Linked DNA regions of Homo sapiens: region 1 is linked to region 2. Evidence: chromatin contacts called from ENCODE Hi-C or POLR2A ChIA-PET data. All regions are on one chromosome and are shown on one strand. Each heading gives the region's core, a stretch centred on a gene start or an enhancer-like site at or near the end of the contact. The rest is flanking DNA. Distances are from core to core; before and after follow the strand shown. Region 1 has its middle 43 kb from the start of ACTR2. Region 2 overlaps RAB1A (RAB1A, member RAS oncogene family).

The links. A loop is a pair of places that touch in the nucleus more often than their neighbours do. ChIA-PET counts read pairs that join two places held with the same protein, here RNA polymerase II (POLR2A). Pooled maps may share reads with other maps.
Region 1: a loop to region 2 is called in a pooled map, with 2.7 times the contacts of the local background. The contact joins two enhancer-like sites. A Hi-C loop is called at or near these places in 1 of 168 maps with a recorded cell type or tissue (vagina) and 3 of 50 pooled maps. POLR2A ChIA-PET finds 5 or more read pairs at or near these places in 8 of 52 experiments (Caco-2, HepG2, PC-3 and 4 more).

The regions. Positions count from the first base shown.
Region 1 is chr2:65,182,708-65,187,754 of GRCh38, forward strand. No RefSeq gene overlaps it. Among named protein-coding and RNA genes, the nearest start is that of ACTR2, 43 kb to the right of the region's middle. Within about 2 kb of position 3,529, at least 6 of the 41 ENCODE cell types and tissues checked have a DNase peak (open chromatin) inside an H3K27ac peak, as active enhancers do.
Region 2 is chr2:65,100,558-65,105,727 of GRCh38, forward strand. It overlaps RAB1A (RAB1A, member RAS oncogene family), which reads right to left. Exons shown (of 6, transcript NM_004161.5): 2 at 4,177-4,249. Among named protein-coding and RNA genes, the nearest start is that of RAB1A, 27 kb to the right of the region's middle. Within about 2 kb of position 2,639, at least 4 of the 41 ENCODE cell types and tissues checked have a DNase peak (open chromatin) inside an H3K27ac peak, as active enhancers do.

The sequences.
Region 1 (5,047 bases), core at 2,279-4,778, 83 kb after region 2:
GTGCCCTGCGTCCCAGCCACTCCAGCTGTGACTAAAAGGGGCCAAGGTCCAGTTCAGGCTGTTGCTTCAGAGGGTGGAAGCCCCGAGCCTTGGCTGATTCCATGTGGTGTTGAGGCCGTGGGCACACAGAAGTCAAGAATTGAGGTTTGGGAAGCTCTGCCTAGATTTCAGAGGATGTAAGGAGAACAGCTGGATGCCCACACAGACATTTGCTTCATCATGTTGGGCGGGTCCTCATGGAGAACCTCTGCTAGGGCAGTGCAGAAGGGGAATGTGGGGTTGGAGCCCCCACACAGAGTCCCTACTGGGGCACTAACTAGTGCAGCTGTGAGAAGAGGGTCACCATCCTCCAGACCCCAGAATGGTAGATCTACTGACAGTTTGCACTGTGTGCAAGAGAAGGAAAGGGCACTTTCTATAAATCCAGGTAGGAAGATGAGTGTTAAGACCATACAAGTAGTCACAAGGAACTTGGGGAAAACAAGGCATTCTAAGTGAAGTGCTAGAATGAGATACAACATACATTGAATGGATAGATTAGAATTTTTGTTAAAAGTAGTTTGCTGAAAAATCCTACAAATAATTATGAACTCAGTAACAATTAACACATTTAACAACTAGATTGTAGTTTCTAAATAAAGTTGCTTACTAACAGGAACCAAACTTCTTGGAGAAATGGCTAACTGCAAGTCTGAAATAGGAAACATGCAAGATGAACTCTGGACCATCTTATTCTACTAGAAAGCAAGGAAGCCATCAGGGTCCTGTCAACATGACTTAGAGAAATTTGAAGACATTCTCACTAGTCAGAGTTGGGACATTTTAAGCATCAATAAGAATAATAGCTGTAATTAATGAAAACACATTAAATAGGTGTAAATATTCCATGGAATACTATGCAGCCATAAAAAATGATGAGTTCATGTCCTTTGTAGGGACATGGATGAAACTGGAAATCATCATTCTCAGTAAACTATCGCAGGAACAAAAAACCAAACACCGCATATTCTCACTCATAGGTGGGAATTGAACAATGAGAACGCCTGGACACAGGAAGGGGAACATCACACTCTGGGGACTGTTGTGGGGCGGGGGGAGGGGAGAGGGATAGCATTAGGAGATATACCTAATGCTACATGACGAGTTAATGGGTGCAGCACACCAGCATGGCACATGTATACATATGTAACTAGCCTGCACATTGTGCACATTACCCTAAAACTTAAAGTATAAAAAAAAAAGGTGTAAATATTAAGTCCAAAATTCTACTTTAAAAATCTCATTGGTCATTTTTGGAGAATGCTAGAAAACCAACTCATTATTTTGAAAATTAAATAAAAGGAAGGAATCAAACACTTCTGAAAAGTCGACTATGGGTATGAGAGAAAACTTTGTAGTTTTTTAAATGAAAACTGGAAGGCTGGACCTCATTACTTTGCATCCTTGAACATTAATTAGGATACAGACCATTCTGTCCTATGCTGTTAATAGTTTATTGAATTCTATAAAGTACTAGAATAGGGAAGAATGCTTTTATTGTACTTTTAACAGATTTTTCCTGCAGATTCATCACCTCAGGTAGCCATGCAATAACTGTTAATAGATTATAACAAAGATAGAGAAAGAGGCCTCATTGTAAATAAACAAAGCATTTTAGTCTGTTCTAACAGATTGCAACCTATTAATCATTTGTGTTAGCTTTCCAGGGAAACCTCCATTTAAATATGGATTTATCTGCTTCACAAGTTTCATTAAGGGTCATTATTCTTATATATTTATATTAATAATTGCAGGAGAGAAAAATATTACAGCATTTTTTTTTTTTTTTAGATGGAGTTTTGCTGTTGTTGCCCAGGCTGGAGTGCAATGGTGCCATCTTGGCTCACTGCCACCTCTGCCTCCCGGGTTCAAGTGATTCTCTTGCCTCAGCCTCTCGAGTAGCTGGGATTACAGGCATGCGCCACCACACCCAGCTAATCTTGTATTTTTATTTTTTATTATTTTTATTTATTTACTTAATTTTTTTTTTTTTGAGATGGAGTTTTGCTGTTGTTGCCCAGGCTGGAGTGCAATAGTGCGATCTCGGCTCACCGCAACCTCCGCCTCCCAGGTTCAAGCTATTCTCCTGCCTCAGCCTCCTGAGTAGCTGGGATTACAGGCATGCATCACTACGCCCGGCTAATTTTGTATTTTTAGTAGAGATGGGGTTTCTCCATGTTGGTCAGGCTGGTCTCGAACTCCTGACCTCAGGTGATCCGCCTGCCTCGGCCTCCCAAAGTACTGGGATTACAGGCATGAGCCACCGCACCTGGCTAATTTTGTATTTTTAGTAGAAACGAGGTTTCTCCATGTTGGTCAGGTTGGTCTTGAACACGGGACCTCAGGTGATCCGCCCACCTTGGGCTCCCAAAGTGCTGGGATTACAGGCATGAGCCACCACTCCTAGCAATATACTCTTTATAACCTCACTACAACCACCTCAGATAGGCATTATTATTCACACTTTAAGCATGGAGAAACTGAAGCTCAGGGAAGTTAGGTAACTTGTGCCAGGTCACACAGCAAGTTAAGTACTGGAGCTGGGTTTGGAAACTGAACATTATGTCTCTAGGGCTGAACACTTACCTATTAAGCTATTATCTCAACTGCAAGTTTGATCATAAGACAGAATATTTACTTACTAATTAAGATGTACAAATGGGTAGGTTAGAGATTTTGGCTTTAGTCCTTACTCTGATATTTTAGCCAACTTTCTTCGTGACTCATTTTTTTTTTAACCTGTCAAATGGGAAAATAGCACTTACCTATTGTATGCAACCTATTTTTACCTATCTTTATTATTATGATAATAGATGTTAAAGTACTTTGAAAAGACAAATACTATACAAATGTAAAGTGCTACTACGATTATTTTTCTAAATAACAGAGGGCACTACACCTGTCTTCTGTCTTGGTGGGGTCAAGGTCTAGATTGACATTCTAATTCAACAAACATTTCCTTCTTTCTTTCTTTCTTTCTTCTTTTTTTTTTTTTTTTTTTTTTTTTTTTTTGAGACAGGGTCTCAGTCTGTCACCCAGGCTGGCTGGAATGCAGTGGCGCAATCTCAGCTCACTGCAGCCTCAACAGCCCAGGCTCCAGAGATCTTCCCACCTCAGCTTCCTGAGTAGCTGGGGGTTACAGTAGCTTCCCGAGTAGCACCCGGATAATTTTTTTTTTTTTTGAGACGGAGTCTCGCTCTGGAGGCTCTGTCGCCCTGGCTGGAGTGCAGTGGCATGATCTCTGCTCACTGCAACCTCCACCTCCTAGGTTTAAGCGATTCTCCCTTCTCAGCCTCCTGAGGAGCTGGGACTACAGACGAGTGCCACCACGCCCGGCTAATTTTTGTATTTTTAGTAGAGATGGGGTTTCACCATGTTGGCCAGGCTGGTCTCAAACTCCTGACCCTGTGATCCACCCGCCTCGGCCTCCCACGTGCTGGAATTACAGGCGTGAGCCGCCGCGCCTGGCCGCACCCGGCTAATTTTTTCAATTATTTGTAGAGGCGGTGTTTCGCCATGTTGCTCAGGCTGGTCTCAAACTCCTGGGGTCAAGCTACCTGCCCGCCTCAGCCTCCCAAAGTGCTGGGATTATAGGCGTGAGCCCCCACGCCTGGCCAACAAACACTTAAGTGTCTTCTATGAACCTAGCAAGTGCTTGGCACTGCTTCTGTTGAGTGCACAGCCCCAAGCGGAAGACAAACATTAAATACGCAATTATACAAATATGATAAAGTTTTATATTGTGTCTTGAAGGAAATAAACCCCTTGTTAGGAAAGAGAATGAGAGAGTGGACTTGGAGGAAATGACTTTTTCTCCACTGGGAGAGGGAAGAGTGGAAAACATGGAGAGGGGAGTGCTGTGCATGAGTCATGGTGGGAGAGATACCAGCCCAAGGTTGGGTCACTCAGGGCCTTGGGGGCTCTGTATTGGGCTTTGTACTTTATCCCAAGTGCAACAGAAAATCCTTTTTTTTTTTTTAACTTTTTTTTTTTTCTACTCTTGTTGCCCAAGCGGCAGTGCTGCAGTGGCGCAATCTCGGCTCACTGCAACGTCTGCCTCCTGGGTTCAAGCGATTCCCCTGTCTCCCAAGTAGCTGGGATTGCAGGCGCCCACCACCGCACCCAGCTAATTTTTGTATTTTTAGCAGAGACGGGGTTCACCATGTTGGCCAGGCTGGTCTGGAACCCCTGACCTCAAATGATCCGCCCACCTCGGCCTCCCAAAGTGCTGGGATTACAGACGTGAGCCACCGCGCCCGGCCAGAAAATCCTAAGGGGTTAGGAGCTGAGGCCTAGAATGGTCAAAGAGTTGGAGGTGTTTGCAAAAGTGATTTCATTGATGACCCGTGATGTCTGGGTTGAAAAGGGGAGAGTGAAGAGAGGAGGGGACTGCAGGATGGAGAGAAAGCAGCAGGGCTTGGACTGAAGAGCTTGCTAAGCTGAAAGGACTGTTGCTGCGGGGGTTACTTGAGAGCACGGAAGGAGAGGAGAGCGTGTTTGAATGAGTGAGGAAGGCTGTGAAGTTTCTGGTCCATGTTGTGATCACGGGAGTGGGTGGTGGTAACAGAGCAGAAGGAAGTGTAGCTGGGAATGTGAAGTGAGAAAGCTAAAAGGCCAGAATGGCTTGACAGAACCAGAGAGCAAGTTCCAATTCACGGGAGGCTCAAGCGCCTGGGTTTTGTACAGGGCTGACCCCTGCTGGTAAATTCTGGTAGAAGCCCAGGAAGCCACGCTGCTCGCTTAGGAGAACCTGAGAAGTGTGGTAACAGCGGTCACAGGCAGCAAAGGAAGAGGGCTGTTTTTCCTTAGACATAACATTTTCATTTTTGAAATGTCTCTGCCAGTTTTAGGCTTAGAATGTCCTCACAACTAAAGCATTCTTTGTAAATAATCCCCAACTCATGTTATCAAATGATGAAAATGCAATGTATGAATAATAGGGAGAAAAATTTCTCCGTGAATTGTCTTTTCACTTTCTTAGTAAACATATATGTAATAAAATGCACAC
Region 2 (5,170 bases), core at 1,389-3,888:
AAGACCAGCCTGGCCAACATGGTGAAACCCTGTCTCTACTAAAAATACAAAAAATTAGTGGGTGTGATGGCACACGCCTGTAAACCTAGCTAGTCAGGAGACCAAGATGGAGAATCGCTTGAACCCATGAGGTGGAGGCTGCAGTGAGCCGAGATTGCACGACTGCACTCCAGCCTGGGCGACAGAGCGAGACTCCATCTCAAACCAAAAAAAAAAAAAAAAAAATGCAGAGAACAAAATGAATGCAATAAATATTCATGTAGCACATCTATCCCCCAGGTACTTGGATAGAAATACTGAATTCTTGGCCGGGTACAGTGGCTCACGCCTGTAATCCCAGCACTTTGGGGAGCAGAGGTGCACATATCACTTGAGCTCAGGAGTTGGAGACCAGCCTGACCAACATGGTGAAACCCCATCTCTACTAAAAATACAAAAATTAGCCAGGCACAGTAGTACACGCCTGTAATACCAGCTACTCGGGAGGCTGAGGCATGAGAATCACTTGAACCCGGGAGGTGGGAGTTATAGTGAGCTGAGATCATGCCACTGTACTCCAGCCTGGATGACAGAGCTAGACTCCATCTCAAAAAAAAAAAGAAAAAGAAAGAAATGCTGAATTCTTGTAAATCTCTAAATGACCTTTACTCCCATGCCTGAGCCGTTACTATTCGTCTGCCCAAAAGCCTCAGTTATCTCTCTCTGCATAACCCTACTTACTCCCCAGCCCCAAGGTCATGTGGCATTTATTCATCCTTCAGTTTTGAGCTCAGGCAATACTGAGTGTCCAAACAATTTCTTCAACTCCTCAGCCAATAGATTCTTCCCTCTGTGCCCCCAGAGCTTATTGCACATTTCTTTATTATAGTCCTCACGATTGTCTCTATTAATATTTTGAGGGTATGGGGATCAGCATTTTAAAAATAGTTTCCAGGTATTATTGGAAAACCTTTGACTTCAAGCAATGGACATCCCAGAGAGGGTTTTCCTTGAGGCACAAACGCCTGAGGCTACAGCTAGATTCTTCCCACCTACCGAGAGTTGCTTAAGAATTATGCTTAATTTTAATATTTGCCAATTTAATAAAAATTAAATGACACCTAAGTTTAACTTAAAGGCCTTTAATTACAAATAAAGTTGAGCCTTTTTTTTTTTCCATATTTATTGGCAATTTGTATTACTTCCTTTTTTTTTTTTTTTTTTTTTTTTGAGATGGAGTTTCGCTCTTGTTGCCCAGGCTGGAGTGCAATGGTGCGATCTCGACTCACCACAACCTCCGCCTCCTGGGTTCAAGCAATTCTCCTGCCTCAGCCTCCCAAGTAGCTGGGATTACAGGCATGCGCCACCACATCCGGCTAATTTTGTATTTTTAGTAGAGACAGGGTTTCTCCATGTTGGTCAGGCTGGTCTCGAACTCCTGACCTCAGATGATCCGCCAGCCTCAGCCTCTAAATGCTGGGATTACAGGCGTGACCCACCACACCCAGCCAGCAATTTGTATTACTTCTTTTTTCAACTGACTGCTCATGTATTTGCCACTATTTCCATTAGGAGAAATATTCTTTTCTTGTTGATGTGCAAATGTGCTTTATATGTTGAGAATACCAATCCTCATATATATATATTTGCTATTGCCATTAGTTTTCTAACATTTTTGTGCCTGTGATAAATTAATTTTAATAGTCAAATTTAGCAGTGATTTCTTGCTTTTTTCTTATTTTAAAAAATACCTTCACAAACCAAGATTAAAGAGCCACCTATGTTTTATTCTAGTACTCATGGTTTTATTTTTAACTGTTATATAAAAAGAATTATACATTATTTAATATTTTTTAAATAACCTTCATTAATATCGGCACTCATCAGAAAAGTCATATGTATTTAGGATACTGTCAAGTGGTAAACTCTAAGTTTTTTCAAATTCTAATTTTCCATGATAAACTTAAATTTTATTTCAGCCAACAAATGCTTGCAGCTACTTCCCTTGAAATGACTATCACAGTTCATCTGAGAAAATCTGTCAAATAGCCAATTCTGTTCTAATCTGTCTGTTAGCTGTTCTTTCAAGTTAAAAAAAAAAAAAAAAATGTCCAGGTGCAGTAGTTCACGCCTGTAATCCCAGCACTTTGGGAGGCTGAGACAAGCGGATCACGAAGTCAGGAGTTCGAGACCAGCCTGGCCAACATGGTGAAACCCCATCTCTACTAAAAATACAAAAACTAGCTGGGCTTGGTGGCAGGTGCCTATAATCCCAGCTACTTGGGAGGCTACGGCAGAAGAATTGCTTGAACCCGAGAAGCGGAGGTTGCAGTGAGCCGAGATTGTGCCACTGCACTCCAGCCTGGGCAACAAAGCAATATTCCATCTCAAAAAAAAAAAAAGAAATGGTGTTCCACAGAAAAAAATAAAGCAGTTAGCTCAGCTTACAACTCAAAAAACTACAAATGCTTTTCTTTTCTCCAAAATAACCAACACACTAGCCAGTATGCAGTAAAAAGTGCTTTCTCCAGCACTTTGGGAGGCTGAGGCACATGCATCGCTTGAGCTCAGAAGTTTGAGAGCAGCCTGTGCAACACAGTGAGACCTTGTCACTACAAAAAAATACAAAAATCAGCCAGGCATGATGGCGCATCCACTTGGGAGGTCCCAGCCACTTGGGAGGCTGAAGTGGGAGAACAGCTTGAGCCTGGGAGCCAGACGCCACTGCACTCTAGCCTTGGCAACACAGCCAGAATCTGTCTCAAAAAAAAAAAAAAACATTGTTTTATGTGAACTTCCCATTTCTTCACAAATATTTTTAAAGGAATACTCATGGATCAACATTTTTCAAAAATTAATCATTTTAACTGTTTTGTCAAGGACAATCTTCAATAAAAATGGCACGGCTTGTTTTTGTTCCTGTGAGGGCACAGAGGTAAAGAATGCCATCACCATGAGTACAATTTGGAGCTTAGCGCTGCCTTGATGTGTACCAAGCCAGCAGCAATTTTACCCACATGCTTTTGTACCAGAGCCAATGTCATCACTGAAAAACGCAAACATCTTTTATATTAGTATTATTACCAAGTAAATATTTCCTTACAAATACTAACATCTTAGTATTATTAGGATATTTTGACCTCATGGGCTACCTGAGAGGGTCTTGGTAACCCCCAGGAGTCTTTGGTCCATGCTCTGAGAAACAATGATCTCTAGAAGGGAAACATGCTAATTTGTTTTTTTATTTTTTTTCTTTTTTTTTTGAGACAGTCTTGCTCTGTTGCCAGGCTGGAGTGCAGTGGCACCATCTCAGCTCACTGCAACCTCCGCCTCCTGGGTTCAAGCGATTCTCCTGCCTCAGCCTCCCGAGTAGCTGGGACTACAGGCGTGTGGCACCACACCCAGCTAATTTTTTGTATTTTTAGTAGAGACGGGGTTTCACCGTGTTAGCCAGGATGGTCTCGATCTCTTGACCTTGTGATCCGCCCGTCTCGGCCTCCCAAAGTGCTGGGATTACAGGCGTGAGCCACCGCACCTGGCCAGGAAACATGCTAAATTTAAAGGTAGTTGATAAAGACTATGAAGGACACTGTGGATTCTGTTAAGTCAAAAGTCCTTTATCTGTCAGCTTCAGCATTTAGAACTATGCCATTGGCCAACGAAGTTTGTCCAAGACCCTACTTTTTCTTTTATTAACTTTTTTTTTCAGAGACAGAGTCATGCTATGTTGTCCAGGTTGGTCTCAAAACTCCTAGACTCAAGTGATCCTTCCACCCTCAGCACCCTGAGTAGCTGAGACTGCAGGCATGATCCACTGCGTCACCTGGCTCTGCTTTTTCTTCTTATTCTACTAAAGTTTAATTTAAAGATTTATTTTCATCAAGTCGCTTTCAACACAGGCCACCAACTACCCCTTTAACTTGCTGCCTATATTGGAACTGCTGTTTGACTCTGACCAAAAGTATTAGACATTCTGACTTTATAACCATACTTCACTGAATTTCTTTTAAGAGCAACAATATTTTTCTATTTAACAGTCCAAGATACCACTGGGGATGTATATTTGGAGTCTTTAAATATATAAATTCTGGAAGAATTAACTTATTCTGAATAAAACTGTTTAATTTTATCTACCTAGAAAACATACATAGCATTAATTGTACCATTAATTGTAAAGACATTTCAATTTCAACTTACTGCAAACCTAAGAAGAAGGCAAGACTTTCCAACCCCTGAGTCGCCAATCAGAAGTAACTTGAATAAATAATCACTGCAAAAAGAAAAAGAAAATGATGTTAATAAAAAGCACACTGCATTGCTATAAGCTATACAAAAACAAAAACACAGCTACAAATAACAACTCACTGTGAAGACTACATCTCCTATAAAGCCCATGCATGGCTTAAGCCAAAACTGCAAACAGCCACAGCCCTTCTGACAGATCACTAAACATGATAAAATTATGTAAAAAGTAGGCAATGCCACCTATGATCTCTAACATCAGTGAACTTCCACTTAAAAAGAAAGAAGGAAAAGAAAAATAAGTGATACGCACTCTTGGACTGCCCAAGATACTTAAAACATTCTAAATAAATCCCACTCCTCTATAGTATTAGAATACAGAAAGGTAACTTTTCATTGTTTTTGCCCATGAAATATTAGTCTCTCCTTCAAATTCTAAGATCAGGCCAGGCGCAGTGGCTCACACCTGTAATCCCAACACTTTGGGAGGCTGAGGCAGGCAGTTCACTTGAGGTCAGGAGTTCAAGACCAGCCTGACCAACATGGTGAAACCCCGTCTCCATTAAAAATACAAAAATTAGCTGGGCATGGTTGCGCATGCCTGTAATCCCAGCTACCTGGTAGGCTGAGGCAGAAGAATTGCTTGAACCCAGGAGGCAGAGGTTGCAGTGAGCCGAGATCGTGCCACTGCATTCCAGCTCCAGCCTGGGCAATAAGAACGAAACTCTGTCTCAAAAAAAAAAAAAAAAAAAAAAAAAAAAATTCCAAGATCAAATAATTTCATAGCACTCCTCCAATGAAGGGGTTCTCACGATCCTTCTCTAGCATCCAGCTTGAATTCTCCCGTCAAAACAATGTTCATATAACTTCTGAAAGCCCATATTATAAACTAGAAATGTGATAAATTCACAGGCTGTTTATCCAAGTGCAAAACTTGACTAACACTCTA